Linked DNA regions of Homo sapiens: regions 1, 2 and 3 are each linked to region 4. The links are chromatin loops, found by intact Hi-C in ENCODE. Cell type or tissue: CD4-positive, alpha-beta T cell. All regions are shown on one strand.

Region 1 (8,000 bases), 410 kb before region 4:
TCCTGCGATTCCATCGCTTTCATATCCTTCCAGGTAGATCTCAGCATTTACTTTCCAAAGGAGAAAAATGAAATGGGGGTGGGGTGGGTCAGTGATTTGGCCAAAGTCAAATGATGGGGATGAAGGATAGTCAAAGCCAGGCCTGACTCTGAGTCCAGAGGGCACCTGACATCTACTGAGCGCCTCCTGCATACCAGATGCTTCACACACAGCCTCCAACACCCCTTGGCTGGTTGGATGGAGGAGGGGATTTTAACCTGGTCTTCCAGGAAGGGAAGCCCGGGAACTCCTCAGCGCGCCCTTCTGGTGTCCGCAGGGAGGAGCACTGAAACCTTTGTGAGCGAGTTCCCGGGCCCCGACACCGGGATCCGCTGGCGGCGAAGCGACGAGGCGCTGCGCGTGAACGTGGGTGGCGTGCGGCGGCAGCTGAGCGCGCGCGCCCTGGCGCGCTTCCCGGGCACGCGGCTGGGCCGCCTGCAGGCCGCGGCGTCGGAGGAGCAGGCGCGGCGCCTGTGCGACGACTACGACGAGGCGGCGCGCGAATTCTACTTCGACCGGCACCCGGGCTTCTTCCTGAGCCTGCTGCACTTCTACCGCACTGGCCACCTGCACGTGCTCGACGAGCTGTGCGTCTTCGCCTTTGGCCAGGAGGCCGACTACTGGGGCCTAGGCGAGAACGCGCTTGCCGCGTGCTGCCGCGCGCGCTACCTGGAGAGGCGGCTGACCCAGCCGCACGCCTGGGACGAGGACAGCGACACGCCGAGCAGCGTGGACCCGTGCCCCGACGAGATCTCCGACGTGCAGCGAGAACTGGCGCGCTATGGCGCGGCGCGCTGTGGCCGCCTGCGCCGCCGCCTCTGGCTGACCATGGAGAACCCGGGCTACTCGCTGCCGAGCAAGCTCTTCAGCTGCGTCTCCATCAGCGTGGTGCTCGCCTCCATCGCCGCCATGTGCATCCACAGCCTGCCCGAGTACCAGGCCCGCGAGGCGGCGGCCGCCGTGGCTGCGGTGGCCGCGGGCCGCAGCCCGGAAGGCGTGCGCGACGACCCGGTGCTGCGACGCCTCGAGTACTTCTGCATCGCCTGGTTCAGCTTCGAGGTGTCGTCGCGCCTCCTGCTGGCGCCCAGTACGCGCAACTTCTTCTGCCACCCGCTCAACCTCATCGACATTGTGTCTGTGCTGCCCTTCTATCTCACGCTGCTGGCTGGTGTGGCACTGGGCGACCAGGGCGGCAAGGAGTTCGGCCACCTGGGCAAGGTGGTGCAGGTGTTCCGCCTCATGCGCATCTTCCGCGTACTCAAGTTGGCGCGCCATTCCACCGGGCTGCGCTCGCTGGGAGCCACGCTCAAGGTACGGCCTCTGAGGCCAGGTTGGAGCTGGGGTGGGCGGGTGTAGCCATCCGGCAGGTTAGCAGGTGAACTTACAAGCCTGCCGAGTCCAGGCTTAACGTTCAACTGAGATGCCGTCCTTTGTGCCAGGCACAGGGCTGCACACCAGGTGTACGTTTCACATGCAGTGTGACTATCCCAACAGCCCTGTGAAGAAGGGCTTACCGTTATCTCTTTTTCCTGGGGAGAAAACTGGGGCATAGCTTTGCTTGTCTTTCTTTTTCAAAACGAAGAAAAAAGACAAAGATCACTTTTGATATATCTATCAAACATCAAATTATATATATCACAAAGATGCGCAAAGCAGGATGCTAACTGGCTTTCTGCTAGAGCCTTTCTTCTGGCACTATCAGGGGGCTCTGATAACCATAGGTCACTCTTAATAGGTAAAGTCTAGGAATAGCCCCAGGAGCTAACACTTACTGAGCACTAAATCTGTGCCAATTTCACATCCATTATCAATTTAGTCCTTAGGAGAACTTCCTCAGGAAGATGCTATTATTTATTCTCTTCCCGTAGATGAAGAAGCTGAGGTTGAAGGGTTGGCTCTGTAAAGCCTGGTTGCAGTTTACTGAGCATCCTCCTTGTGCCAGGTGCTGCATTGTGGGTGAATCACTGCCCTGGCAAGCTTGCACTCAAGGGGGGTGAAATTAGCATGGTTTGAAGAGGGAGGCAAGGCGAACGGCGTGTGCCGAGGCCTGGAGAGAGAACAGGATGAATGCTGGGAGGAGGACATGGAGGGAAGGAGATTCCCAGAGATGAAATTGAAGAGTCGAGCGGGGCAGGGCACCGAAGGGTCATGAAGTCTTGGCACATGATTTTGGACTTGGTCCCGAGGGTATAGGAGAGCTCGTGAGAGGTTTAAACAGAGGTAAGGGTTATTGTCACTGCTTTGCAGAGGTGGAAACTGAGGCTCCCAGAGGTGACAGTGCTTGTTGGAGGTTCCTCAATAAGCAGTAGAACCCAGAGAAGAACCCACCTGTGCCTGGCTCCAGCACCTCATGTTCTTTCTCCTAAAGCTCCATGCGACCCTACTGATAATCCCCAGACAATGCTAAAAGAAAGATCCCTTCCACCCATGGCTTAGTAAAGCCTCTTGTATGCCCTCAGGATACTGGGTGCTGGCAGATGACCTAGGCAGAATCCTAGGGCAGTGGGCAGGTATAAGGAATTACATTCAGCAGACCCCCTGAGCTCAGCATCTCCCCAGGGAAGATCCCTGTGCCCCAGAACGCTGCCCTGTCCCCTCCATGCAGAGAGCCAGGGCCTGACACTACTAGCTTTGTCTTCAGTAGGGGAGAAGAGTATTACTAATCAGAGCTGCCAGGGTCTAAGATGCAGGTGTAATATACTCCAGATGAGAGCCTTGCTACTCAAAGTGAGGCCCCTGACCACCAGCAGCTTTCTCATCACTTGGAAGCTTTCTAGACATGTAGATTCTCTGGCTCTACCCAAGACTATGCGATTGCGTTCTGCCAAGACCCCTGCATGATTCCTGCACGCATTAAAGTTGGAGAGACTCTGCTTTAGACTAGGGGTTCTCAGCCTCGCATTACTGACATTTGGGACCAGGTAATTCTTTGATGTGGGAGCTGCCCTGTACATTTTAGGATGTTTAGCAGTATCCCTGGCCTTTACCCACTAGAGGGCAGTAGCACACCTGTCCCAGTTGCAACAACCAAAAATGTCTCTAGACGTTCCCAAATGTCCCTTGCGGGGTGGAGGCGGGGAGGTGGTGGGCAAAACCACCCTGTTTGAGAATCACTGCCCTAGAGCTTGGCCTCAGGGACAAAGCAAACATACACAGCCATAGGAAAGTGAATTCTGTGGGTGGTCCAGGGGACTTATGTCCTCTCAGCTTCCTGGAGGAGCAAAAAATATTTTTATACTTTTCAGACCAGTCAAAAGTACATGAAACCAACTCTTTGCATTGTGGAATATAAACTATGGTTCTCTTGGTTCTGCAACAGTGTAAAAATCACAAGCTCTTCATTCCCTGGCTGTGGTGCCACCAGTAACCCCGGAGTTGGAAAAAACAGCTGTAGCCTAGCAGATACCTTGGACAATAGAACTTAGGCCTGTGCGCAATACCAGGGGGTTTTGCTGCCAACTGTAGTTGAAAGGTCTTAGTTTAAAGTCAGGGGACCTGGGCCTTAGCACCAGCTCTATCTTGCTGACTTTGGACCTGTCCTTTATACTCTCTGGGCCTCAGTTTCCCCATATGCCTAATACCAGGACTGTAAGCCCATCCACTCTGACTTGGCTTTCTACATTCTCTTTCAGCACAGCTACCGTGAGGTGGGCATCTTGCTGCTGTACCTGGCTGTGGGTGTGTCAGTGTTCTCTGGTGTGGCCTACACAGCTGAAAAGGAGGAGGACGTGGGCTTTAACACCATCCCAGCCTGCTGGTGGTGGGGCACAGTGAGCATGACCACCGTGGGCTATGGGGATGTGGTGCCAGTGACGGTGGCTGGCAAGCTGGCAGCCTCAGGCTGCATCCTAGGGGGCATCCTGGTGGTAGCACTCCCCATCACCATCATCTTCAACAAGTTCTCCCACTTCTACCGGCGCCAGAAGGCTCTGGAGGCAGCCGTGCGCAACAGCAACCACCAAGAGTTTGAGGACTTGCTGAGCAGCATTGATGGGGTGTCGGAGGCATCTCTGGAGACATCCCGAGAAACCTCTCAGGAGGGACAGTCTGCAGATCTAGAGAGCCAGGCCCCCAGTGAGCCTCCACACCCTCAGATGTATTAAAACCAGGGATCCGTGACCCCCTGCCATGCCCCTACAGTAGAGATTCCTCCCCTGCTAAAGTTCTTCATGGTAGTGAGCCTCCCAGGATCACTCATGCTGTCCTGAGAAATGAGATTCAAAAGCTGCATTCCTTCCTCCAAAGGCCCAGGACAGGACAGTGCTACCCTAGATTCTGTGAGATTCTGCAAGCAACTCAGAAAGCTTTATAAACCTGCCTCCAAGCCATTCATGAAGCAGGCATGAGCCAGAGGGAGGAAGTTGAAAGGATACTAATGATTCCTGAGCACCTCCTGTACATGAACCAGGTCATGTTTGGCCTTGTGTTGGAGAAAGAGAATTATCCCCACTTCACAGATGAGGAAACCAAGGCTAAGAGATGAGCGATGCCTCTCCCAGATGTCACAATTAGAAGTGGCAGAGTCAGGTTTGGAATCTGGGCTTGTTGGTGTGCCTGGAGCAATGCTCCATCAACTCCATCTTTCTTCTGCCCTCATGAAGTTTGCGTGTGTTTTTTGGTGATTCATGGATCCCCAGAGTTGATCCACAAGATAAGAAATCCCTTTCAGAGCCAGGGAAGGGTCCAGACAGGAGATTTGGATATAGGAGCTCTGGATCTCAGCTGTGGTTCCTTTCTAGGAGCATCCAACAGGAGTCAGCAATCAAAGATGAGTCCTGGAGGGAAGGAGGATGAGTCCTGGGAGGAAGTACCATAGCATTGTACTTGCCTCTTTAGCTGGTATGCAAGATTTGCTAAGCAATAATCTTCCGACCTTCCTCCCAGGGCTGATGTGAGAGAAAGAAAATCTGAAGGGCCCCTGGCCTGAGATCTAGACAACCTAGCTGCGCCAAGACCTGCTGTGTAAAGTGGTCCAATCCCTGCCCCCAAGTCCAGATTCCAGCCCCTCTGTCAAATGGTCAGAATCTGTGACCCAGAGGGCAATGAAAGCCAAGGAGAGCAGAGGGGTCTCTAACTTAAAGCCAGCTCAGCTCTGAAATGTTCAGAGGGCTGACATATATGAATACTGGCTTCTAAGACCCTCCCCCAACAGTCTGACCTTGGCAGTTCCTTTCTGCCCATCACACAGACGTCCAGCCCTACATTGTCCAGCCCTACCTAGAGTACCCATCCAGGCCCATGTGTGAGAGTCCTCTCCCTTCTGGCCAGCTCCAGCCCCCTCACCCTTGCTGGGGGCATATCTCTCATACCCACCTGCTGAATCTTCTCTTCACTTGCTGAGAAAGTCAGAGGAGGGGATCCAGTAGCCCTTTCCACATACTGTGGCTACAGCACCCAGCACTGTGCTGTTGTTGTCTGACTGTGGCTATCTCTGTCCCATCACCCTGAGCCTCAAGATGGAAGACATTGTCTGCTTGAACTCTGGGCTTGGTGCAGAGTAGGTATTTGGTAAATGTTGAATAGATCAACCAATTCCTACAGCCCACTGGGTGCCAAGCTCAGAGGGGGAAAAAAAGATAGCCAGAGAGAGACCTGGCCCTCAAAAAGGTGTGAACAAGACTGAAAAGGAGGTCCGTTCAGCTCCGCCTGCCCTGTCCCTGCTTGGTTCTTGAAGTTTTTACAATATATTCCTTGTAGGTTCTTCACTCACTCACTCAACAAATACCCGTTGGAAGAGTCTTAAACTGGGGCTTCATGTGTGGCCTGCAGTCATGTTTCGGCTTAGTCCAACAGTGTTTTTATTATATTTTAAGAATCTGAATGCCTTTGCGTGAGGCATGCACTCTCAGGTTCCCCATAGTGTCTCCCCCGCTGCCACCCACAAACAGACACACATGCCGTTGTGTTATGCCCAGCCACTCTGATATACTGGCTTCTGACTTATGGGCTGCTTACTAGTCTCAAGAGATACAGTGGTGGAAAAATATATCCCTATACTCATGAAGCTTACCGACTAGTAGGGAAGATAGACTCTAATGCAATAATCACATAAATATAGCGAGCTCTACTAAGTACAGGTGTGTATAATGTATCAGGGACCATGGCCCGAGAAAGTGAGAAGGCTTTCCTGAGCAAGTGACAATCTAACCTGCCATCCAAATGATAAATTGCTAATTAAGCAAATGAGGTTCCAGGGGGGAGTACTCCAAGCAGAGAGAATGGCATGTGTGAAGGTGTGTGTCATACACAGGGCCTAGTACATAGTGGGCCCCCTACATACGCATGGATTCTGGGTCTCCAGATTGGAACAGAGGATGGAGCTAAGCAGCAAAGGGCCTCCCTTGAATTCACCACACACATACCAGCCCTTCTGCACACTCTGCTCCTTACATCTAGGCCCAGCTGAACCCAGGTTAGGGGCAGATCAGAAGGGCTGCGTGTAGCACCCTTATGGTCTTGCAGAACACACCAAGAAACCCGACGGCTTCCATATTTTCTGACCCTACAAACAGGTCCCTAATACTGATGTGGAGAAAGCTCAAGAGGGAATCATCTGGCCTGAGCCTACCATGAGGCTGTTTGTGGTCCTGGCAGAAAAGCAACAACTCGCTCCCCTTCCCATGTATCAGTGAAAACCATTATGCAAATAAAGAGCTGGGCCCCAGGACGTGTTTCTGCTTGTATGGAGATGGCTCCCTGACATGCTGTCTGAGTGATTGGAGAGGGTGGGCAATATGTGGAATGACTTGGAATCCACATTCTCAGGCTCCAGTCCTGGATTTGGCACAAACTTTGTGGTTGTGCCAGCCAGAACAGGTTGCAAGTGACAGGAATTCAGTTGGAACAAACTTGGTCAAAAAGGGTAATTTATAAAATAATTAAAGTGATGAATGACTGTTAACAATTAGAGTTTGAGGGTATAAGCAACAAACTGACATCAAGCAAAAAATGAATTTATTGGAAGATATATTAGTTTCCAGCAGCTGCTGTAACAAATTCAAACAAACTTGATGGCTTAAAACAGTAGAAGTGTATTCTCTGACAGTTCTGGAGGCCAGAAATCCAAAATCAAGATGTCAGCAGGGCCACCCTCCCTCTGGAGACTCCAGGGGGAAACCCTCTCCTTTTCTCTTCTAGTTTGTGGTGGCTGCCACCATTCTTGGCTTTCCTTGGCTGTGGCTGCATCACTCAAGTCTCTGCCTCTGATCTCACTTCAGTGTCTGTGTATGTCAAGTCTTCCAGTGCCTCTGTCTTACAAGGACACTTTTGATGACATTTAGGCCCACCAGGATAATCCAAGATGACCTCATCTCAGGATCCTTAACTTAACCACATTTGCAAAAAGACCCTTTCCCAAATAAGGTAATAGTTACGGGTTCCAGAGATTAAAATATGGACAGGTGTTTGGGGCCACCATCTGGCCCACTACAGAAGGGTATCTGTGAAATTCACCCGACCAAAGGAAGAGCTGACTGACGAGGCCTCAGGAAATACAGGAATGAGGGGAGCTCTAGGGACCTCAGTAGCAAGACTCATGAACCTTCTGTTTAAGACACTGCTACCCACATGATCTGCCTCCAGTCAACTTCCTTCCCTGTATCATCCTGCTCACAGTTCCAATCCCAGGAGAGAGTCTGATTTCACTTGAGTCATATGCCTCTCTCTTGGGAGGGATGGAGGGCAAGGTACCGTATTAGTATTTGCGGCAGTTGGAGGAAAGGTACTTACCCAAATAAAAGACCACCTATTGTCACCAAAAGAAAGGCAAAAGTTATTGATAAGCAAAAATAGCATACCATACACTCCCATCCTTTTCCCATACACACGATTTATGCATGTTTCTAACATAAGGAAACTCTCTTATATATAACCAACATATACCGATCTCCCCAAAGGAAAGACACCCTATGGGGCATATCCTGTTCATGAATCCAGCTATAAGTTCATTCTTCCACTGGTAC
Region 2 (8,000 bases), 630 kb before region 4:
TCTCTCACTTAGCGTTAAGAAAGCTTGTTGAGCTAGCTGATTTCTTCTTTCTTCTTTCTTCTTTCTTTTTTCTTTATTTTCCTTCCTTCCTTCCTTTTCTTTTTCTTTCCCTTTCTCTCTCTTTTTTCCTTTCTTTCTTTTTCTTTCTTTCCTTCCTTCCTTTTCTTTCTTTCCCTTTCTCTTTTTCTTTTCTTTCTCTTTCTTTTCTTTCTTTCTTTCTTTTTCTTTCTCTCTCTCTCTTTCTCTCTTCTTCCTTCCTTCCTTCCTTTCTTCCTTTTTTTTTTTTTGAGACTGAATCTCGCTCTGTCGCCCAGGCTGGAGTGCAATGGCCTGATCTTGGCTCATTGCAACCTCCGCCTCCCGGGTTCAAATGATTCTCCTGCCTCAGGCGCCCGGGTAGCTGGGATTACAGGTGCCAGCCACCACGCCCAAATAATTTTTTTGTATTTTTAGTAGAGACAGGGTTTCACCATGTTGGCCAGGCTGGTCTCAAACTCCTGGCCTCGTGATCCTCCTGCCTCAGCCTCCCAAAGTATTGTGACTACAGGCATGAGCCATTGGCCCGGCCTGGGATAGCTGATTTCTAAGGGTCTTTTTTCTTGGGATTCCAGAATTTTTTTTTTTTTAACATTGTGCAATTCTATGCTCTAATAATCTACAATTTTAATATTCTTTGGGAAGGAATATTCTTGGGGAAGGAATAATACTTGCTATTTTCCACATATTATAATTCTATCTCGTAACATTCTATGATAATATTCTTTTGGGAGTACTACTGCTTAACGATAATTATTATTTTCCACATTCTATAATTTTCCACATTCTGTGTCTTTATCTGTGCTTCGAATAGTCTTTGCTCATTAATTCTCTGCTCTCTATTACCTATCATGATTTTTATTTACATCCTACAATTTTATATCCCAATTTATTTACTTACTTTTTTTGAGATGGAGTCTTGCTCTTGTCACCCAGGCTGGAGTGCAATGGTGTGATCCTGGCTCACTGCAACCTCCACCTCTCAGGTTCAAGCAATTCTCCTGCCTCAGCCTCCTGAGTAGCTGAGATTACAGGCGCCCACTGCCATGCCCAGCTAATTTTTGTATTTTTAGTAGAGATGGGATTTCACCATGTTGGCCAGTCTAGTCTCGAACTCCTGACCTCAGGTGTTCTGCCCACCTCAGCCTCGCAAAGTGCTGGGATTACAGGCATGAGCCACCGCACCTGGCTATATCCCAATATTTTATGACTCTAAAATTCTTTGGGAAGGAATATTGCTTCATACTATTACTTATTACTATTTTTCTACATCCTATGATTCTGTCCTGGGAGTCTATGATTTTAATGTTCCATGGGAGGCTGCTCAGGAAGTAGCAACCATGGTGAGGGTGATGATCTTACATTCTGTGGTTCTCTGCATTCTCCCTTTCCAGGACACTTGGTGCTGGTATTCTCTGCTTCTTACCTGAAATTGCACCACCTTCTCTGTGGCAAGGCATAAGTAGGTGCCACCCCCTCCTGGGGGACTGCCTGGAAACTGGAATGCACACTTGTGCAGCTGGGAGATGGGCTCATCCACATCAAGGAGCGCACACTGTTTTGCTACTTTACGGATGATCTGCAATGGAAGGATGGTAAGAACAGTGGTGGCAAGGAGCCCGGGCGTCCAGAGGCTGCCCTCCTAGCCGGCTGTCTGCTACTCCAATAGCCACACAGGCACTAGCAGATTCCCCCTGCCCTTTGACTTCTGTCTGGTCCTACGCGACACTGGGTGAGAACAGGTGTCTCCATGCCTTGGGGCCTCACTCTCCAGCCCTGCCCGTGTGTGCCACATTCTCTGCATGGATCTGAGGGGACCCCTCCAGGCATGCCCTCCCTTCCTATACCATGGGAGGTAGTGTGATGCCGGTGACCGTGCAGACGAGCTGCACCAGGGAGCCATAGCGAACGTAGCCCTCTCGCGGTGGGAAGTCTCCTTGGGCAGAGTGCCCATCAGCTGGGGGACAAAAAAAGCAAGGGACAAGGTTTTCAGCGGCCCCCAAGCTTCTGCCTTAAACCCTGCCTTGTTGCCTCTGGCTCTTCCTCACATCACACATGGGCCCTGCGGGAAAGCTTGGTACTCAGGGGAGCCAACTGAAGGTTCTAATTCTGGAGAGGCCATTTGAGGCCATCCTCACAAATGTCTGCCCTGGGGGCAGGGGTTGGGGGCAGGCAGCTTAGTTGATATATGGGGAAAGGGCATGGATAAGGGAGTCAGAATAGCTTGGAACAGTCACCAGCTCACTGGGACTGTAGTCAAGTCTTTTTGTGTTTCTGAGCCTTAATCACATGGGGCAGAGTTTACCTTCCTTAAGGAGTTGTGGTGGAGGTTAAATAAGCTAATGCATGTGAAGTGCCCAGCTCCAGGGCCTGCAGATGTCATTACCCAGGTGGAGCGTGAAGGCAGCCCACTGTCGTGCACTGGCCACAAAGGCCCCATCCTCCACAGAGAGGTAGCGTGTGGAGACCGTCTGAGAGCGCAGGCGGTTGAAGAGGGAGACCTTTGAGCCGGAGGATATGCACACTGTGAGGGTGAGGGTCAGGGTTAGGGTGAGGGTGAGGGTCAGGGTTAGGGTGAGGGGATAGGGTTAGGGTTAGGATTGGGGTTAGGGTTAGGGTGAGGGTTAGGGTGAGGGTGAGGGTTAGGATTAGGGTGAGGGTTAGAGTGAGGGTGAGGGTAAGGATTAGGATTAGGGTGAGGGTTAGGGTGAGGGAGGGGGTCAGGGTGAGGGTTAAGGTTAGTTGGTGCTATCAGTGCCCTGTCCTGGCTTGGTTCCTTGGACTTTCCAGACAGTTTCCAATCTTCTGTCCCTGTGCCGGCCTGGCTAATGTGCCCACAGGCCTAGATACACTGGGCATTCCCAGTTCACAGCTGTTTTTCCAGGACCTGCTGCAGTCCTGCTTTGGAACCTTTGCCTGTTCCTTTGCTGTCTGGACATCTTTCAGTTCAACAAACAAAAGTAAAACTTTTTTTTTTTTTTTTTGAGATAGCATCTCACCCTGTCACCCAGGCTGGACTGCCGTGGTGCTATCACAGCTCACTGCAGCCTCGACCTCTTGGGTTCAAGTGATCTTCTGATCTCAGCCTCCCACGTAGCTGGGACAACAAGTGCAGGCCACCATGCCAGGCTAATTTTTCTTTTTCTTTTTTTTTTTTTTTTTTTGGTACAGACAAGATTTCGCCATGTTGCCCTAGCTAGTCTTGAACTTCTGGGATCAACTGATCCGCCCACCTTGGCCTCCCAAATTGTTGGGATTACAGGCATGAGCCACCGTGCCCCACCTATGTCACTTTTAGTCTGTCCCTAGTTCAACTCCTGCCTAGTTCAACTTTTGTCTGCTCTGGGACCCCAACTCCCAACCTGGAATTTGGTATCTGTCCCTTTCCTCTCTGCTTTTCATCCTCCAACTCTTCTCATCCCCAGGCCTGGGCCGCACCCACTCATCCAGACTCCTTCCCCTCTCGGCTCCGACTCCACCTTTTCCACTCTGACCCCTAAGCCCAGCCTACCCCCACCTCCGCGCCCCAGTTTAGCCGTTCTGGGCTTGGTTGCACCTCCCCGCCCGGGCCGGGGGTCAGGCCCCGCCCTGCTCACGATCGGTGTTTTTCAGCGACTGCTTCTTCTGCGAGGGCTTCGAGATGACCTTGATAAGGCGGCTGTGGAAGGTACCCAGCTCCCGGCCCCCGCGCAGCACCAGCCGCAGCACCAGCCGAAAGTGCTTCCTCTTGTCTGCATCTGAGATGTACAGGGTCTTGGCGCAGCCGAATTCCTAGGGGGCTCACAGGTACAGGGCCATCTCATCCCAGCCCTCCCCCGTCGGATGAACCAACCTCTCCCAGATATCGGACGTCCGCCCCGTCGGAGGTGACCAGAAGCTCCACCATCCAGGCTCTCAGGCTCGGCCTTAAGGCAGGACCCCGGCCTCCCGGTCTCCCCACCTATCTCTTGGCTTTCGGAGGGGAGTAAAGGAGCCCTCCTTTCCCAGGAGAGGCAGGGATGGGAGCAGGAATCGGACCCCTTCCCGTGCGCTCTCACCCTGGAGTCCGGCTGCTGCTCGAAATTCAGCTTCTGCGTCTCAGTGGCGCTGCCGGACGCGCTGTCCAGTCCCATGTAACCGCAGACCGTGGGCCCCGTTTCCCCCGCCTGGTGAGCTGGAAAGGGACGCGAACTGGCTCTGCAAGGACTCGGGAGGACGCAGGTGCCAGGCAAGCTTAGCGCTCGCCGCCAGAGGGCGCGGGGAGACTGCGCCTGCGAACCGCCCCGTCTCGGGCCCAATCTCGTGGTCCTCCCTACAGAGCAGGCGGCCGGCAGCCCTTGATTCCGCCCTCACCTTGATCCTGCCCTGGCTTCACCCTCCAGCCAGGCCCCGAGAGGTAGACACAGGGCGGGGGGCAGAAGAACCTGCGGAGATAAGTGAGTGTTGGAGTCGTGCATCCATCTCCACTTGGCTCTCCTGTAAGCACGGCAAGGTAGTAGCATAAACCCAGCAGAACCTTCGTTTCCTCCTCCCGCTCCCCGCAACGCTTTTTCACGACTGTAAACCCCATTCATAGCCAAACCTTATTGTTTTTACACCCCTCATTCAACTCATCAGAAGGTCCTGTCCACTCCACCTTCAAAATATAATATATCCAGAATCCACTGGCTTTTTACCACCTCGCCCTTCATCCCAGCCGCCATTACTTTTTGCCTGGACCACAGCATCAGCCTTCAAACTGGTCTATTTCCAGAAAGTTCTGTTTCTATCTCCTTCCCATTTCGCACAGCAGCCAGAGTGCTCCTTCCTTCCTTCCTTCCTCTCTCTTTCTTTCTTTTTTTCTTTCATTCCTTCCTTCCTGTTTCTTTCTTTTTCTTTTTCTTTTTTTTTTTTTTTGAGGCAGGGTCTTGCTCTGTTGCCCAGGCTGGAATGCAGTAACTTGATCTCGGCTGTCTGGGCTCACTGCAACTTCTGCCTCCCCAACTGATCCTCCCACCTCGGCCTCCTGAGTAGGTGAGACTACAGACACAAGCCACCACACCCATCTAATTTTTGTGTTTTTTGTACAGACATGGTTTTGTCATGTTGCCCATGCAGGTCTGGAACTTCTGGGCTCAAGCAATCTGCCCACCTGGGTCTGCCGAAGTGCTGGGATTACAGGGATGAGCCACCAGGCTGGCCAGAGTGTTTTGTTAAAAACATGAGTCAAATCATGTTAACTCCTTAAAATCCTCCACTGGTTTAAAATTCAAAGTCCTCCTGAGATCTGACCCCTGCTTACCTCTCTGACTTGTTTCCTACAACTCCTCCCTCTGATTTCAGCCACTGTCATTTCTTTTGTACCTCAAACAGGCCTAATTGGTACAGCCTCAAGGTCTTCCCATTTTCTGTTGCCCTTTTTTTTTTTGAGACTGAGTCTTGCTCTGTCGCCAGGCTGGAGTGCAGTGGCATGATCTCGGCTCACTGCAACCTCCGCCTCCCGGGTTCAACCAATTATCCTGCCTCAGCCTCCTGAGCAGCTGGGATTACAGGTGCCCGCCACCATGCCCAGCTAATTTTGTATTTTTTGGTAGAGAGGGGGTTTCACTGTATTGGCCAGGCTGGTCTCGAACTCCTGACCTCAGGTGATCCGCCCGCCTCGGCCTCCCAAAGTGCTGGGATTACAGGTGTGAGCCATCGCGCCCGGCCCTTCTGTTCCTTCTAATTGTAGCACGCTTTCCCCAGATATTCTCCTGTCTGGCTCCATTTCAGCATTCAAGTTTCAGTTCCAATGTTACCTCCCAAAAGGTCTCTCAACCTCCTTGACCTTTCTAGCTAATGTCCCCCCTGCCTTCAGTTTCCGTCAAATGGCCTCGTTCAGTTTTCCTTCTAGTGCTCATCATAATCTGCAAGTATCTTGTTTCCTGACTTGTGGGGAGTTTACTGTCTGTCTCTTCCACACTTGAGTGAGAGTGTGGGCTACAGAGCAGGGGCTGTTTCTGTCTTGTTCAGCTGTATGCCCAGTGCCCAGCAGTACCCACAGAGCCTGGTGCATACATGACAAACACTCAGTAAGTAGTTGTTGAATGAATGAATAAGTGAATCAATGGGAGAATGAGTGAATGAATGGAGACAGGAGATTCACAGGGAATCTCCTGCTGTAGAACTATAGACCAAAGTGGGGGCTAATGGTGGCTGAGGGTCAAGGCCCTGGTCGACCAATAGCTGAGATCTCAGCCCTGAGGCCTGCTCTGCGTCTAAAAGAGGCCCAATGGGTGGATGGAGGAGGTGCATAGGGCTGACAGTTGCAGAGACCTGGGAGGGGCTGCGGAGGCACCTACCGCTTCTCATTTCCGTATGATTTCTGGGCCACCTTGGCATGCAGGATCCGCACAGTCTGTTCACACTGTTGCTGCAGGCACCTGCGCACGCCTCCCCTCAGAATGGTGGTGTGCTCTGGGGATGACCTGGGAGTAGGGCAGGCAGGTCGACCAGCCACAGGAGGGAGAAGGGTCAAGGTGGCACAGGGTCCAAGCACTCAGGTTGAGTAAAATGAAGTGAGCAGGGGGTTAGAGTGAGTGGGAGGGTGGGGCTGCTCTATATCCTGCCCCTGTGGGGTCAGGAAGAGGAAGCATTAGGTAAGGAGGAGACTTGGCTGCAAATTGTAGGCTAAATATTTAGGCTGCAAGGTGCTCAACGAAGCCTGCATGGAACCCATGGGACCACCCAGGTTCCACTCTGTGGGTCTGGCATCATGCCCATTGGAGCCCAGGGCCATAGGGACACGTGGCTGTGACACAAAGGCTGCACTTATACTGGCCTTGGGATGGAGAAGAGTATTTTAGGGCTGATGGAATTGGTAGAGATGAAGCTTCCCCACCCTGGGGAAGGCAGGGTGGGGGGTGAGGAGGGAGGGGAAGGGAGAGCCTTTCCTGGGCTCCTGGCCTGGAGCGCTCTCTAGCCTCCTGCCTGCAAACAGAAAAGGGCCCAAAACCTTGTCCTCAGGATGGGGGATGGCCTGGGGGAATCTGAGCCTTTCTGGGGCCAAAGCCATATTCTTCCCTTTCTCCCATGAGAAGTGGCCTGTTGCTGTGTGGGCTTTCCTACCCTTGATTACAGGAGTCAAGGCAGATGACATTGGTCCTGCAGAGTGAGCCAGGTTAGAGCCTAGAGGTCTGGTGGCTTCTTAACCTGGGGGTCTTGAGCGGTGTGGGTGGGTAGGCCCGAGCAATTGCAGGGAGCAAGTAGAGGAGGGGAGGTGGGAGAGATTTGGGGGGTTAGCAGGTTGAGGCCCAAGGAGAGCCATGAAAACTGAGGCTGTCCTTCTGAGCCCTTATTCCTCTTGGCAGGACCAGAGTCTCTCCTCACTCCTGGAGGGGACAGCGCAAGACCGCACCCTCGAAAGCCAGGCCAGACAGGCAGCAGCCACAGCCAGGACCGCTCCACCCCTTGGGGCTCTCCTCAGGGAAGTGCCTTCTAAGCTTCCAATGAATTCCGGCTGTGGAGTGTGGCTGCCCCGGTCTCCCCAGTCTCCCGCTGTAGCTGAATTCCAGCCTGGCCCGCAGCTAGCCCTGTCTGCAGCTCCAAGCGTGGTAGGAGCAGGGGGTGCTGGGTTTGCCCCCCCTCAGGAGGAAGGGGGGATCCCTCCCTGCCAGTGGGAGGGGTTGCAGCCTGCACTTCCCCTCCCCACCCGCCAGCCCTGGGTTAAATGCGGCCGTTGCCTCTGTGTGCTCCAGCTGCCTGGCAGTCCCCACCTAGGGCACGCTGCCACGCCGCCGTTACCTGGTCCAAGTGCCCGGGAGGCTCCGCCTGTCGGCTTCGCTCTGCAGCTGCATCTCTGATCTGTCCTGCAGGCTCAGGTGAGTCAAAGGATTGGGAGGCACTGAGGGGTCTGCAGGGGAGTAGGCATCAAGCCAGGTCAGGCGAGTGTATTTTAGCAGAGACGCTGCCTAGGGTGCCCTATCTGATTTGCAGTGCCCTTCCCCACTTCTGCAGGGTCCTTTCCA
Region 3 (8,000 bases), 610 kb before region 4:
ACGCTGGGAGGCAGCTTTCCCGAGGCCTGGGGCACCCTCTGAGACCCCGGCCTTGCAGGCATCGTCATGTACGCCGTGGGCGTGGGCAAGGCGGTGGAGGCGGAGCTGCGCGAGATCGCCTCGGAGCCAGCGGAACTGCACGTGTCCTATGCCCCGGACTTCGGCACCATGACGCACCTGCTGGAGAACCTCAGAGGCAGCATCTGTCCAGGTGAGCGCATCTCTCTCGGGGCTCCTCCTCTCTCTCATTGCCCGTCCTCTGATATCTCCCCTTCCTATTCACTCCCTGCCCACTTTGTAGTTATAGCCAGAGGTTGGGCTCACTAGACAGAGCTTTGCTACTCCAAATGTGGTCTGCAGGCCAGCGGCAGGGCGGTCACCCGGTAGCTTCTTAGAACTGAAACATTTCTGGTGCTCTCCAGACCGAATGAATCAGAATTTCCACTTCGACAAGATTCTCAGGTGATTTGTAAGCATATTAAAGTCTAAGAAATCCTAGACTAGGCTACCTGTCCCCCAAATCAGTGGAGGTTCAGAATAATTTGGGAAATTTTTTTGAAGGCACACCAGACAGCATTTGTAAGTGGAGCCACAGCATATATCCCTGAACTTGTTAGAATTCAACCTTATGAACTTGGCAAAGTGGCAGGACTGAATATATTTTAAGTATGCAAAGACTTTTTTTTTTTTTATTGGGGACAACATACCTCATAAGTGCAATCCCTCTACTTCATCATCTGGTGCTCAGCTGAGGAAAAAGAGACTGACTCTACCTGTGAAGAAGGGGACTCTTGAATCGCATGCAGTGTACTGTGCTCTAGGTGATACAGGGAATGTCTCCAGGGTAACTTTTACCCTAGAGACTTTAGACACTAGCCCAGGCTTAAGATGTGACTCTTCTTCCCATTTATCAGACTGCAGCTCCAGAAACAGACTAAGTAGGGCTGGTTTGGGTCTGGAGAATTTGCCTTTTTTTTTTTTTAGATATATGTAGGGGGGCTGGGCGCAGTGGCTCACACCTGTAATCCCAGCACTCTGGGAGGCCGAGGCGGCTGGATCACTTGAGATCAGGAGTTCGAGACCATCCTTGGCAACATGGTGAAACCCTGTCTTTACCAAAAAATACAAAAATTAGCTGGGCAAGGTGGTGGGCACTGAGGCAGGAGAATTGCTTGAACCTGGGAGGTGGAGGTTGCAGTGAGCCGAGATTGCACTACTGCACTCCAGCCTGGTGACAGAGTGAGACCCTGTCTCAAAAAAAGTATATATAATATACTATATATACTATATTATATAATATGTGTTTGTGTATGCATGCACATGCACGTGCATGTATATACACATACAAATATACACATACAGTCCTTCCCCCAACTCTCCTTCCCTCCCCGCTCTCAGCCAATTCTAATTATTGTGGCTCTTTCAGATTAGGGGCTCTTTCAGAGCTCTTCCTATGTGACTCTTATGGGCCCTGCAGTGTGACTTTGGACGAGTCACTTACCCCACACCTACCTTAACTTTTCTCTTCGGTAACAGGAGAGGCACTGGCTGCCCAAGGTTACCTCTAGTTCTAGAGTTCTAAGAGAAGTCTGGGTTTTGTGGTTGAAGCTCTTTATCAATTGGTGGTATGACTGTTCCCTGTCTCCAACCCTTTGTTTAGAGAAACAAATCTGTGAAGTTAGGGGTCTTTGCTGGATTCCAGCAGTTTGTTCATAGTACATATAAGACTAAGATGAAGAGACAACTTTTAAATCATTATGGCAGTGTTTTCAAAGGTTAAATGGCAGGTATTGTGCTTATTATTTCACCACGTGTAATCCTTTTTCTTTTTTTTCCTAAGGTACTTTTATTGTAGCATTTTTTTTTTCTATGTCATTCCCTGTAATCTTTTTTTTTTTTTTTTTTTTTTTTTTTGAGATGGAGTCTCGCTCTGTCATCCAGGCTGGAGTGCAGTGGTGCGATCTCGGCTTACTGCAACCTCTGCCTGCCAGGTTCAAGCGATTCTCCTGCCTCAGCCTCTCGAGTAGCTGGGACAACAGGCGCATGCCACCACGCCCGGCTAATTTTTTCTAGTTTTAGTAGAGATGGGGTTTCACCGTGTTAGCCAGGATGGTCTTGATCTCCTGACCTCGTGATCCACCCGCCTCAGCCTCCCAAAGTGCTGGGATTACAGGTGTGAGCCACAGCACCTGGCCTCCCTGTAATCTTAACAATGGCACATGCTTATAGAATTTCAGTGAATCTAAGATACCATTCATTTTAAGATTCATCACTACCTTATGTACTGCTAAGAAAAAACATGTGCCAGTTTTAATTGTAAGGCCTCCTGCCCAACCCCCAAGATGTTGATGTGTGGGGAGATAGAGTTGGATCAGGATCAGTGGTTCCTAAAAATTAGGTCACACCAGAATCACCTGGTGGACCTTTAAAAACACAAATTGCAGCTGGGCATGATGGCTCATGGCTGTAATCCCAGCACTTTGGGAGGCCGAGGTGGGCAGATCACAAGGTCAGGGGATCGAGACCATCCTGGCTAACACAGTGAAACCCCGTCTCTACTAAAAATACAAAAAATTAGCAGGGCATGGTGGCACATGCCTGTAATCCCAGCTACTCGGGAGGCTGAGGCAGGAGAATCACTTGAACCCAGGAGGCAGAGGTTACAGTGAGCCAAGATTGCACCACTGCACTCCAGCCTGGGAGACAGAGCTCAAAAAACAAAACAAAAACAAACACAAATTGCTGGGCTTCAACTCTAGATTTTCTAATTCAGCAAGTCTGGGGTGTTGTCTGATAATTAGCATTTTTGATAAATTCCTACACGATGCCGATGCTGCTGGTCCAAGGACCACACTTTGAGAATCACTGGTCTAGTTGAAATACACTATAAAGCAGTGGTTTCCAACCTTTTTGGCACCAGGCAGTGGTTTTACGGAAGACAATATTTCCATGATGGTGGTGGGGAGAATGGTTTTGGGATGGTTCAAGCACATTACATTTATTGTGCACTTTATTTCTATTATTACATTGTAATATACAATGAAATAATTATACAACTCACCATAATGTATAATCAGTGGGAGCCCTCAGCTTGTTTTCCTGCAGCTAGATGGTGCCATCCGTGGGTGATGGGAGACAGTGACAGATCATCAGGCATTAGATTTTCATAAGAAGCCTGCAACCTAGATCCCTCACATGCACAGTTTACAATAGGGTTTGTGCTCCCATGAGAATCTAACAATGCCACTGATCTGACAGGAAAGGAGCTCAGGTTGTAATAGGAGCAATGAGGAGCAGCTATAAATACAGATGAAGCTCCCTTGCATGCTGGCTGCTCACCTCCTGCTGTGTGGCCCAGTTCCTAACAGGCCATGGGCTGGTACTGGTCCATGTAATGTGCTGGTACTGGTCCATGGCCTGGGGATTGGGGACCCCTGCTGTAAAGTATTTACTTGAACCAGGCAGTGTTCTAGATCTGTGCTTTTTCAAAAAGGTAGGCAGTACCTATTTAATTACAATTGATTAAAATAAAATACATTTTAGTCCTTTAGTAGCACCAGTCATATTTGAAGTGTTAAACAGCCACATGTGGCTTGTAGCTACTGCTTTGGACAGGGCAGATGTAGAACACTTTCATCATTGCATAAAATTTTATTTGGAGAGTGCTACACAAAGTGTGGTCCACAGACCAGGAGCATCAGCATCATTTGGGAGCTTATTAGAAATGTACCTTCTGAGCTTCTTCTCCATTCTGAAGCAGAATCTATATTTTAACAAGCTCTCCTGATGATTCCAATGAGCATTAAGGTTTGAGAAACAGTCTTGTAAGTTGTGCGTGAGCACACACACACACACACACGTACACAGGTGAATGAATCCTCGAAGCCACTAATGCGTACACTCTTTCATTATATCCATTTTATAGATGAGAAAACTGAGCTTAGAAAGGTTAGTGAGTTTTTCAGTATCTCACAGCTACTTAGCTTGGGACTCAGCCCAGGTCTCTCTAAATCCAAAGCCCATATACTCAACCATAGGCCCAGTGCAGGGAAATCAGAGGGCCAAAGCTAGGGCAATTTCTCATCCCCCTGACCCTCTGTGTCCGGCTTGCAGAGGAGGGCATCAGCGCAGGGACAGAGCTTCGGAGCCCATGCGAATGCGAAAGCCTCGTGGAGTTCCAGGGCCGCACGCTGGGGGCGCTCGAGAGCCTGACGCTGAACCATATCCTTTGGGGCTGGTGGCGCGGGCTGGAGGGAAAGTGAAGGGACCTCGGCGAACCCCAACGGCCTCCTTAACCGCTCACTGGCCCAGCTGACGGCGCGCCTGGAGGATCTGGAGAACCAGCTGGCCAACCAGAAGTGAGGGCCACGGACGGCCCAGACCCGGGCTGGGGCGCGGCACCACGGACGGTGCCCCTTGCGCGCCATCGGTGCGCCGGGGCCAGGCAGAACCTGGGCCCGTCCGGCTTGGGCTGTCGGGGCGGAGGCGCTGGCGGGCTTCCGGCATTGAGCTGAGTTGGCCTCGCCCGGACCATTAGGCGGACTGCGGCGTCAGGGGGATAGCGGGTGGTGAGGGAAGGGGCACGTGCTAGACCGGCACGCCCTCGCCGCGTGCTGCGCTCAGTTCTTTGTTGGATTTCTTGTTTGTGTTCTTAAAAAAATAAAAAAAACTGATTTCCACGGGGTCCGTTTTTGGGTCTTGCTGCGCCGCCTGGGGGAGGGGAAGCCAGACGGAGCGTGCTGTGGCGGCGCCCGGGCGGCGTCTCCTTGGAGAAAGGCGCATTGTGCGGGGGTCGGGCTCGGGGGCAGGAGACCCGGCGCTGCTTCCCCCTGCTTGTTTATTCAGCCGAGAACAGATGGCTCCTTATGCAGGCTGCGGGAAGGGAGGGGGCTCAACAGGAATCCTTGGGGTCTGAGTAAGTCTGCGCCACTCCATTCCCCAGCGGACTGAACGCTTCGCTCCCGGCCACGCCTATCCCATGATGCCCCCAAATCTGGCTCAAAAGCTGCTAGTACTGAGCGCTGGTAAGGGGTGCGGGGGTGGCGTTGGTGGGAAAGTGAGAGGCAGTAATTGAACCCCTAAATGGATGGGGTGGGAGTGGATAGATGAGCTTTGACCGATTTTAACTCTCTCCTGCACTAGGTAGGAAGAGAAGGAGGTATCAGCTAGGACCCCTGTCTGTCCAGCCTGTGGCCTTCCTTCTGTCATCTTATCAACCCCTCCCAAAACACCTCTATCAGCAAAGAACACAAACCAGTACCATTTCCCGAGTGCATGTAAGAAACAACGAAGTTTAAAATGCTTCCAGTCCTAGAGTGATTTGGGGAAAATTATTTTGTGTTTGTTTCCTCATCTGCAAAGTGGAGACTGGAATTGTTACCCCCAAGCGTGATGGGGAGAATCAAGGACATTCTTCTAAGGCATGTGCCTTGTACCTATCCCTCAATTAATGGTAGCTATTAACTGTTCTTATAGTAACAGCTAACATATTTAGTGTTGGGCATTATTGTAACTGATTTGCAGGTATTTTCATTTTATACTTGGAACCAGTGAAATAAGAATTATTGCCTTTATCATCCCCATTTTACAGATGAGGACACTGAGACACAGAAAGGTTAAGTTTCCAACAGTAACATAACCAGTACGAAGCTGAACCAGGATGTTTCCTATGGCTGCTCTAATAAGTTACCACAAATTGAGTGGCTAGCAACACACATTTATTACCTTACAGTTTTTAGGTCAGAAGTCTAAGATGTGTTGGCAAGGCTTTATTCCTTCTAGAGGCTTTTGTTTCCTGGCCTTTTCCAGCTTCTAGAGGCTACCTGAATTCCTTGGGTCATGGCCCTACATCACTTCAGACTCAGTTTCCATCAGCACATCTCTTTCTCTGACTCTGACCTTCCCGTCTCTGTCTTATAAGGACCCTTCTGTTTATATTGGCATGACCTTGATAATCAAAGATAATCCCATCTCAAGCTATCTTTTTTTTTTTTTGAGATGGAGTTTTTGCTCTTGTTGCCCAGGCTGGAGTGCAATGGTGCGATCTCGGCTCACTGCAACCTCCGCCTCCTGGGTTCAAGCGATTCTCCTGCCTCAGCCTCCTGAGTAGCTGGGATTACAGGTGTATGCCACCACTCCCAGCTAATTTTTTGTATTTTTAGTAGAAACAGAGTTTCTCCATGTTGGTCAGGCTGGACTTGAACTTCCGACCTCAGGTGATCCGCCTGCCTCAGCCTCCCAAAGTGTTGGGATTACAGGCGTGAGCCACCGCGCCCAGCCTCAAGCTCTCTATCTTAACCACATCTGCAAAGTCCCTTTTGTCGTGTGAGGTGAAATCACAGGTGCCGGGGATTAAAATGTGTACATCTTTGTGGGGAAGGCCATTCTGCCTACCACATGGGGCTTGAAGCCAGGCTGACTGACTTCAGAGCAGCTGCTCTTAAGTACTCTGTGCCGGGCACCTTGCTAGGCTTGGTGAAGAGGGAGAAACTGATGATTGAGAAAAACTCTTGAGCTGAGGAAGCTCCGGGCTAGAAGGGCTGAGGTCCACCTGACTGTTGCAGAAAGAGGGAACTTCAGATGAGAGGAGGGAGAAATCCTGGAGAGGTGATCCTTAAACGGTGGCTGGAATTTCCGCAGGAGGCCATGGAAGACTTTACAGGTGAGTGAAGCTTGAACTATGCGTGGTCAGGAGGGACTGGAGTATGGGGGGATGGGAATGATCATCTTACCTGGCCATGAGGATCAGATGAGCTAAAGACCTATGGACTTGGCATGTGACCTCACCTTGCCTTACCATTCATTTTACAGTTGGGGAAACTGAGGCCTAGAGGCCAGAGTTGCCTGCCCAAGGTCACACAGAGAGAAAACATCAGTTGCACCAGGAAGAAGCCTAGTGGGGAGGTCAAACTGGAGCAGGGTAGTCAACTGATAGGGGGCACTGAGGGCAAAGGCCAGGCTCCTTCCTTCCTCTTCCCTGGAGTTGGCAGGCACTGGCTTCTCTGGGGTTTCTTTTCTCATGCTTTTTTCTCTTGCAATCTCCCTAATGGCCACTGGATGGCGCCGGGAGCACTGATTTGGAGCTGGGTCCTAGAGCCTTCGCAGGCCGTTGGCATCTGGCACTTGGGCTGCAGAGCCTGTCCTCCCTTAATTCCCCGACTCTGGCAGCCCCACCACCGAAGTCTACAAGCTGCTTCTGTTCCCATGCAGTGGCCCCATAGTCCTGGATTTGAAGACCAGCCCTGCTACTTACCAGGTGTGTGTTGGTGTTGACAGGTACTGGTTCCCTTTCTCACTTCTTGATTCCTTTCTCTCATTTCCCTTTCCTCCTACCAGCTTAACCCTGCTGGATACAGGGAATTCCTGTTCCCTAACCATGCCCCACATAAGGTCAGCTAGCGCTTGCTTCTTTGTTTATACCCCCATCTTACGTTATGGGATAGAAGACTTACAAAGGACCCGTGAATTCAGGAAAACAAACATCCATTAACTCAAGAACAGAAAGTGAGAACCCAAGTAACAGTGTGAGGAGAGTAACACTGCCAAGAAAGCTTAGATGGAGAAGGCACCGAGCCCGAACAAAGACCCCCGGGCCCGGGTCTTTTGGTACCCAGGCAAGCACGGGTTTATGTGGCTTTCAGAGCCTGTTAAGATCAGGAATAAAGCACGTAGATATTGGGGGAGTCCTGAGCCCAGGTGTGTGGAGAGAACTCAGCGCCCTCAGCCTTCTTGGTTCCCTGGAGAGTTTGAATCATTAAAAAACGACAATATCTTCCCTAGTGGTTAGCAGAGATGCCACTTCTGGAGCTGTTTCTTAGACTTAGTAACATGAACTAGGCATGGCCTTGGGTGGGAAAGGGCAGGGCAGGAAGGGCCTGTAACTTCAGCCAAGTGCTGGACTCGCTTTCTGAATTTCACCTCTGTGTTGTCTGGCTCTGTTTCTCCGTGGTTTTTGGCCTTTCTCTTCTTCTATTCTAGCTCACAGCTCTCTCCATTTCTGC
Region 4 (8,000 bases):
ACCTCACTTGAAAAATTTTAATTGCAGCAAAATATACATAACATAAAATTTAGCTAATTAGGAAGGGCACAGTGGCTCACGCCTGTAATCCCAGCACTTTGGGAGGCCGAGGCAGGTGGATCACGAGGTCAGGAGGTCGAGACCATCCTGGCTAACACGGTGAAACTCCGTCTCTACTAAAAATACAAAAAATTAGCTGGGCGTTGTGGCAGGTGCCTGTAGTCCCAGGTATTAGGGAGGCCGAGGCAGGAGAATGGCATGAACCCAGGAGGTGGAGCTTGCAGTGAGTCGAGATCACGTCACTACACTCCAGCCTGGGTGACACAGCGAGACTTCATCTCAAAAAAAAAAAAACCAAAAATTAGCTAATTAATCATTTGAAGTGTACAGTTTTGTGGCATTAAATATAGTCACATTGTTCTGCAACCATCACCACCAAACCTCTCCAAAATGTTACCTTGCAAAACTGAAACTCTGTACCCATTAAACACTAACATCCTATTCCCCCTCCTCCCAGCTCCTGGAATTGCCATTCTACTTTCTGTCCCTATGAATTGGGCTACTTTTTTTTTTTTTTTTTTTGAGACGGATCTCACTCTGTCGCCTAGGCTGGAGTGCAGTGGCGCGATCTCGGCTCACTGCAACCTCCGCCTCCCGGGTTCAAGCGATTCTCCTGCCTCAGCCTCCCCAGTAGCTGGGATTATAAGCACATACCACCACGCCTGGCTAACTTTTGTATTTTTAGTTAAGATGGGGTTTCACCATGTTGGCCAGGCTGGTCTCAAACTCCTGACCTCAGGTGGTCTGCCCACCTTGGCCTCTCAAAGTGCTGGGATTATAGGCGTAAGCCACCGCATCCAGCCTACTTTAGACAGATACTTTGTCTAAGTGGAATAATACAGTATTTGTGCCTTCTTGTCTGGCTCATCTCATTTAGCATAGTGTCCTCAAGGGTCATCCACGCTGTAGCATCTATCAGAATTTCCTTCCTCCTTAAGGCTGAATAATATTCCATTTACATATAGACCACACTTTGTTTATTCATTCGTCCATTGTTGGATACTTGGATTGCTTCCACCTTTGACTATTGTGAATAGTGCTGCTATGATCACGGGTGTACACATATCTGTTCAAGACCCTGCTTTTCAGTTATTTTGGGCACACACCCACAAGCAGAATGACTGGATCATAAGGTAATTTTATTTTACATTTTTCGAGGAACTGCTGTACAGTTTTCCGTGGCTGTTATACCATTTTACATTCCTACCAACAGGGCACAATGGTTCCAATTTCTTCACATCCTCACCAACACTTATTTTCATTTTTTAAAAATAGTAGTCATCCTAGTAGGTGTGAGATGGCATGTTTCCAATCTTTTGCTGATAAAAACGGCAGTGGATAATCTTGTACACACCTCATTTCACACATATGAAAATATATCTGTCGTTTAATTCCTAAGAGTGGAATTGCTGGATCAAAGCATCTTTTGGAATTTCTTATGGAAGTCTAACTTATACACAAAGTTGCACACAAATCCCAAGTGCTTAGCTTGATGAATTTTCACGGAGTGACCACGCTCCTGAAGATGGTGTCCAGAACATTGTCAGCCCCAGAGAAGCCCCCAGATGGCCCCCAAAGAGCAGCCATCATCCTGACTTTAACATCATAAATTAGTTTTGCCTCTTGTGAACTTTTTGTGAGTGGAATCACACAATATGTATTATTTTGCGTGTGGCTTCTTTTGCTCGACACATATGTGTGCAAGTTCCATCTACACTGCTGTGTGTAGTTGTTCATTCATTTTCATTCTCACTGGAGTATTGCATTGTATGAAGATACCACAATTTATCCGTTCTGCTGTCGATGAGCATTTGGGTAGTTCCTGGTTTAGGGATATTTCAAATTATGTGGCTATGGAGATCACTGGCATAGTCCTGTCCAATAAAATATGATAGACACAGAAGAACTGAAAATATGAGTCAAACAGATATTTGTACCAAAATGTTCACAGCAGCACTATTCACCATAGCCAAAAGTGGAAACAACCGAAATGCCCATCAGTGAATGAATGGATAAACAAAATGTGGTATATCCTTACAATGGAACATTATTCAGTCTTAAAAAAGGAAGGAAGGTCTGACATATGCTACAACATGCGTGAACCTTGAAGACACTATACTGAGTGAAATAAGCCAGCAACCAAGGACAAATTGTATATGATTTCTCCCGTATGAGGCAACCTAGAATAGTCCAGTTCACAGAGACAGAAAGTAGAATAGTGGCTGCCAGGGGCTGGGAGGAGAGGAGCAAGCGGAGTTGTTGTTTTATAGAGGCAGAGTGTCAGTTTGGGAAGATGAAAACGCTCTGGGGGTAGATGATGGTGATGGTTGCGCAACAATGGGAATGTACTTAACACAGCTGAACTTCTGGACCCTTAAAAATGGTCCAAATGGTAAATGTTATGCATATCTTACCACAATAAAAAGGTAAAAATATATAATATGATCCACAATGCAAGCCATGTATATTTCTAGCAGCCACATTCAAAAAAGAAAAAGAAATAGGTAAAAGTAATTTTAAAAATTACTTAACCCAGGCCAGGTACAGTGGCTCATGCTTGTAATCCCAGCATTTTGGGAGGCTGAGGTGGGCAGATCACTTGAGGTCAGGAGTTTGAGACCAGCCTGGCCAACATGGTGAAACCCCATCTCTACTAAACATACAAAACAAAATTAACTACGGGTGGTAGCAGGTGCCTGTAGTCCCAGCTGCTCAGGAGGCTGAGGCAGGAGAGTCACTTGAATCCGGGAGGCAGAGGTTGCAGTGAGCCAAGATCATGCCACTGCACTCCAGCCTGGGCGACATAGTGAGACTCCGTCTCAAAAAAATAAAAAACAAAAATAAAAATTACTTAATCCAATCTATCCAAAATATTATTGCGACACATCATCAATATTAGCAAGTTATTAAGGAGTCATTTTGCATTTTTGTTAGTATACAAAATCCCATATATATTTCACACTTGCAGCACATCTCAATTTGACCAGCCATATTTCTTTCTTTTTTCTGAGACTGTCTCGCTCTGCTGCTCAGGCCGGAGTGCAGTAGCACGATCTTGGCTCACTGCAGCCTCCGCCCCTGGGTTCAAGCAATTGTTGTGCCTCAGCCTCCCAAGTAGCTGGAACTACAGGTACGTGCCACCACGCCTGGCTGATTTTTGTATTTTTAGTAGAGACAGGGTTTTGCCATGTCAGCCAGGCTTGGATCAGCCATATTTCAAGGACTCAGCAGCCACATGTGGTGGGTGGCTCCACATCAGATCATGCAGGTCTAGTTCAAGTCTTTTGATGAATGTATCATGCATACCTGTTAGATATGTGCATTTTTAATTTTGATAGATGTTACCAGATTAGCTTCTATAGGTGTTAAACCAAGTTTTCTTTTCTGGTTTTTTTTTTTTTTTTTTTTTGGTTTGTTTGGAGATGGAGTCTCACTCTGTTGCCCAGGATGGAGTGCAATGGCGAGATCTCAGCTCACTGCAAGCTCCGCCTCCTGGGTTCAAGTGATTCTCCTGCCTCAGCCTCCCGAGTAGCTGGGACTACTGGCGTGTGCCACCACACCCAGCTAATGTTTGTATTTTTAGTAGAGACAGGGTTTCGCCATATTGGCCAGGCTGGTCTTGAACTCCCGACCTCAGGTGATCCGCCCTCCTCGGCCTCCCAAAGTGCTGGGATTACAGGTGTGAGCTATCGCACCTGGCCAAAACCAAGTTTTAATCCCACCAACAATGTAAGAAGGAGTGTGTCTCCATATCCCCACCTGCATAAGTTTGCCAGTTTGATAGCAAAACAGTGCCTGCTCAGGTGGTGTGGGTTTAACACGTTTCTCTTCCTAGGAGTGAAAATGAGAATCTTTTTATATGTTAAAATGCCGCTGCGCTTTCCTTTCTGTGAACCATTGGCTCACCAATTTGAGGGCTATTTTATACTTCTCTCACCCCTCTCCCCGTTCTCCAGGCCCCACCAGAGTTGGGACTAAATGAGGGCTCAAAGCCAGATATTTCAGAATCGTGCTGTTGTCTTGCTGGCAAATTCTGTCTGAGTTCTGGGAAGCAGGGCTTATCCTTGAGGGCACACCGCCCCCTGCTGGCCAAGATGGGTTTTTCCTCCCCAGCTTAGACCAGGAGAGGAGGCAGGACGGCTGGCGACTGAGGGGGGCTGCCTCTGGAGTCTGGGTTTGATCTCACGTATACCATTGACTCCTATGTGACCTCAGGTAAGCAACTTCACCTCTCTGGGCTTTCTACTTCCTCACCTATAAAATCGAAATAATAGCCATTCTTCTCACTCTCGGCGTTGTTGGAGGAATAATCCGGTGATCGGGCTTGAAGGTGCTTCACAGAGTGTGGCAAAAAACAAGTGCTAACTAAACAGTGGCTGGGATTCTTGACATTCAGAAAGACCCAGTGGAGAGAGAGAAAGGATGACGGGAGCTTAGCAAAAGAAGCAGCTGGTGCAGCTGGAATTTCATAGGTCCACTTCTGCCTAGCCAACTTCTAAACCTGTTTTCTCTTGGCTCCCTTACTTTCCAGCCAGAGGCTCAGTCATACTGCAATGCTGAGAACTCCCTGCCTAAGCCAGACAGGGCCTTGACCTTTCCCCCACGTTGGGCTGGGCACACTAGAGTGCTGAGCAAATCCACACTCAGCACCTCCCCTCCCCCCCCCACACACACACATACACAAAGCCACACATGCAAAGCATTTGGATATCTTCTTCCAGGGAGCTTATAGACACCCCAGCAGAGGCTTCTGTGATCACACTGGCTGAGCACCAGCTCTCTGTGTGGTGCTGGATGAGGGGAGTTTTATCTGAGCCACTCTGGCCCCCCGCTGTAGGGCCCTGTCCTCTTATTTGACATTCAACTCTTGCCTAATTGACAATTACACTCATATCCTTCCTCTGCTCTGCAACCTTCCATGGCTCCCCAGTGCCTACCACCTAAGGCCAGATTCCTCACCCTGGCATTCAAGGCCACTCATGGCCTTGGATGGTCTGTGTGTGGAGGGGCCCACTAGGCTACATGAGGAACGCTCTCTCAAATCCTGCCCTTCCTTCAAGATTGAACTAAATGCCACTTCCTTCCTTCCTTCATTTCTCTACCCATTCATTCAACATGATTTATTAAACACAAAATGGATTTATTAGCACATATTTATTACCTACTATGTGAAGACATTATTCTAGGCAGTGGAGAGAGATAGTGGTCTCAGCCAATTGCAACTGAAATGTGTTAGTTTTGCAAATGTGAAACATATGCCCATGCGAATGCGTTGGAAAGTTCCTCCATGGCCCTGGGAGAGGACATGCAAGTCAGGAGCCCTGATGCGTCACCAGCCTCACAGTAAATTCACCTCTGTGCCCAAGAATGCAGGGCTGTCTCCTGGTCCAGGATCATGGTCTCTTCCTCCTCTGATCTCCAAGGACTTGCACTCTCGGCTCTGCCACTGACCAGCTTTGTGACTTTGGGAAGTCATTTTTCTAAGTCTCAGATTATGTATGTAAATGGGTATATAGGAAGTGATTCCTACCTTGAGAGAGGAATTAAATGTTAATTAAATTGCTTAAAGGGGTTAGGTTACATTAGATTAGGTGTAAAAACGTCTGCACGTGGTAAGTGCTCATTGAGCGGCAGCCATTATTATTACTATTAGCCGCAGCTGACTTGGGCAACACCTGCTACCTGCTTCCAGATGGATCCAGAGGTTTGCTTTCTTTGCCCACTGGAGGGCAGCAGAAAGCAGAAACCTGCCTTCCAGAGCTTTGCACCCCGGCTAACACCTAACACTGGCCTCTCAAGAGGCAGGAGGAAGGGTAAGGGGTTTCTGGGCTCAAAAGTGAGGCTGGCCAGTGAATTTTCTGTGTCTCTAGGACTGGATGCTAGTGGCTGGGGTAGGTTCCCTAAACAGCTCCAATCAATGCAAAGGCAGCCAAGTCATCCAGCCCACAGCCCCAGTGTCCGTCCCTGGATGCATCCCACAGTCCTGGACAGGATGGGCAGGAGTTCTGGCCTCTGGAGCTGCTCTTCGCATTTCTGTCTGTGTGACCTTGGGCAAGTGCCTTGACCTCTCTGTGCCTCCATTTCTTTTTCCGTAAAATGGAAATATTGCTGTTTCCCCCAAAAGGAAAAGCTTCCATATATGCAGAGGGATGGCCATGCTTGCGTTGCTTTGCATCAGGTAAATCTGTTACATTGTAATTAGCTTTTTTCTTCTGATCACAAATGCAATGCATTAATTGGTTTGAATATTTTGAGTGCCCTACAGCAGGTCAACCCCTGCATGAGCTGATGAAATTGGCAAAAATGAAGCTAGTCATTGTGTTGGGGTGGTGGGATTCTGGATGACAGAGTTCCCCCCTCAGCAACCGCCACCCCATTCTCCCAACTTTCTATGTTATTGCATCGCCTTTACAATGGTAGAAAAGAGAGACCAGGAGGAACGTAACTGAGCACTTACTATGTGTGAGATGTTTCCATTTATCCTTTCCCTAATTCTGCAGGCTCTACACGGCAAGCCCATGTCTGTGTTGCTTGCTGCTGTTTTCCCAGTGCCCAGCACCGTACCTGGCATGTCGTTGGTCCTCAAAACATACTTGTTTAGCAGTCAAAGAAATGATTTGTGCAAAGTTTACAAATGAGGAAATTGAGGTTCAAAGAGGTTATGTGACTTGTTCAATATCACCTAGCTAGTGGGACGCAGGACCAGGATCATTGGACTTCAGGTCCTGAGGAAGGTCTTTCTACTCATGCCTGTCCCTCTGCCTCCTCACATTCCGACACCCTCTTTGTAAAGCTGTCTTATTTTACAGGCATCTGATCAGGCGGCCTGCAAGAAGAGTGCGCCCCCTTAGCCAGTATGGCCACGCTTCCTCCCTTAGGGGCTGCTGGGTGTGCCCCTCATCTTCTCAACCCCCTGGGGACCCCTGGAGGATCTGGAGCACACCCTCCAGCTGGGGGATTTGCCCAGCAGGTGAGGCCCCTTAGTCGCTGTAGCCCATTTGGAAGTTTGGCAGGTGGATTTCTAGTGCAAGGCCACCTCTGCCCTCTGAGCTCAGAGCCACCTATTTCTGCCCCACCCAGTCCTGCACACAGCTGGTAGCAGGTGCAGGGAGGAGGCAAAAGCCAGACTTTGCCCCTTTATCTTGCACCCCTTTTCCCATTCTCAGGCAGATGTGTGTCCAAAAGTGTTTGACCTGTGCTGTGTGCATATGGGAATATGCACATATATACATGCGTGTCCCCATGCACATACCTGTGGACATGGGCAGCCCTGTGTGTGAGCACACATGTGTGTCTGAGTGTGGCTTGTGCGATCCTCCATGTGCCCATGGGTGCAGACGTGAATCCGAGTGTGAACGTGAGCTTATATGTAGCTCTGCATGTGTGTGGGTAATGCTGAAGGATAGACCACCAAGCAGAAGGGCATCTCCTTGCCCCGCCTCAGTTTCCTCATCTGTAAAATGGGGACAACAATGGCACCTAACAGGTGGAACCGGCAAGGCACACAGTAAGTGTCATGATAGTAGCCCTTTTTATTAAGCTTCTCGGGGATGTGTGCGGATTCCACAAAATAAGAACGCAGAAAGGGACTGGCTCAAGAAATGTTTCTCCCATCATTCTTTCATCCTTAGGTCCAGAAGTATTTCTTCTGTTCTCTTGGTTTTATCACTGCAAAGGTAATATAACAACAGTGGAGGAAGTTTGAGAAGAAAACATGGGGAAGGGGAGATACCTGTCCCCCAAAACCCCACCACTCCCGACACAAGAAGGAATTTCATTTTTGCTTGTTCTTTTCCTGACTTTGTCCATGAGCCAGCATGGAGCTTGGCACACAGCGCCGAGCTCGAAAAAAATATTTGGATGTTTTAACAAATATATATTAGCTAAAATGACTACACTGAGTATTTTTCCATCCTGCATTTGTTCACACATCAGGGACA

The links. Peaks named below come from ENCODE experiments on the same cell type or tissue, not always from the same donor. Only the 100,000 strongest peaks of a DNase experiment are listed, where the experiment ranks them.
Region 1: it touches region 4 in a loop (4-fold over the local background); 3 of 110 quality-filtered maps call a loop at or near these places.
Region 2: it touches region 4 in a loop (7-fold over the local background); 3 of 110 quality-filtered maps call a loop at or near these places.
Region 3: it touches region 4 in a loop (5-fold over the local background); 6 of 110 quality-filtered maps call a loop at or near these places.

The regions. Positions count from the first base shown.
Region 1 is chr20:45,091,012-45,099,011 of GRCh38, reverse strand. KCNS1 (potassium voltage-gated channel modifier subfamily S member 1) reads left to right here. Exons shown (of 4, transcript NM_001322799.2): 3 at 317-1,350; 4 at 3,672-7,798. The coding sequence ends at 4,142. Among named protein-coding and RNA genes, the nearest start is that of KCNS1, 6.1 kb to the left of the region's middle. In CD4-positive, alpha-beta T cell, CTCF peaks have their summits at 2,821 and 3,020 (motif pointing right); DNase peaks (open chromatin) are centred at 451, 1,091 and 3,041; H3K4me3 peaks cover 486 bases; H3K27me3 peaks cover 1,748 bases.
Region 2 is chr20:45,308,028-45,316,027 of GRCh38, reverse strand. MATN4 (matrilin 4) reads left to right here and starts at 7,729. Exons shown (of 10, transcript NM_001393530.1): 1 at 7,729-7,853. RBPJL (recombination signal binding protein for immunoglobulin kappa J region like) reads right to left here. Exons shown (of 12, transcript NM_014276.4): 2 at 7,777-7,885; 3 at 6,336-6,461; 4 at 4,369-4,439; 5 at 4,074-4,189; 6 at 3,633-3,807; 7 at 2,423-2,560; 8 at 1,884-1,993; 9 at 1,463-1,615. RefSeq lists a silencer at 4,356-4,405. In CD4-positive, alpha-beta T cell, a CTCF peak has its summit at 4,237 (motif pointing right); a DNase peak (open chromatin) is centred at 4,277; H3K27me3 peaks cover 2,200 bases.
Region 3 is chr20:45,290,129-45,298,128 of GRCh38, reverse strand. It overlaps MATN4 (matrilin 4), which reads left to right. Exons shown (of 10, transcript NM_001393530.1): 8 at 59-211; 9 at 4,114-4,221; 10 at 4,304-4,679. The coding sequence ends at 4,362. LOC105372630 (a long non-coding RNA gene) reads right to left here. Exons shown (of 3, transcript XR_936763.3): 3 at 7,777-8,000. Among named protein-coding and RNA genes, the nearest start is that of RBPJL, 13 kb to the left of the region's middle. RefSeq lists a silencer at 4,242-4,301. In CD4-positive, alpha-beta T cell, CTCF peaks have their summits at 3,988, 4,187 and 7,072 (motif pointing right); DNase peaks (open chromatin) are centred at 4,218 and 7,058; H3K4me3 peaks cover 916 bases; H3K27me3 peaks cover 1,522 bases.
Region 4 is chr20:44,681,507-44,689,506 of GRCh38, reverse strand. No RefSeq gene overlaps it. Among named protein-coding and RNA genes, the nearest start is that of LINC01260, 14 kb to the right of the region's middle. RefSeq lists silencers at 4,140-4,259, 5,861-5,920. In CD4-positive, alpha-beta T cell, CTCF peaks have their summits at 3,916, 4,117 (motif pointing left), 5,543 and 5,749 (motif pointing right); a DNase peak (open chromatin) is centred at 4,136.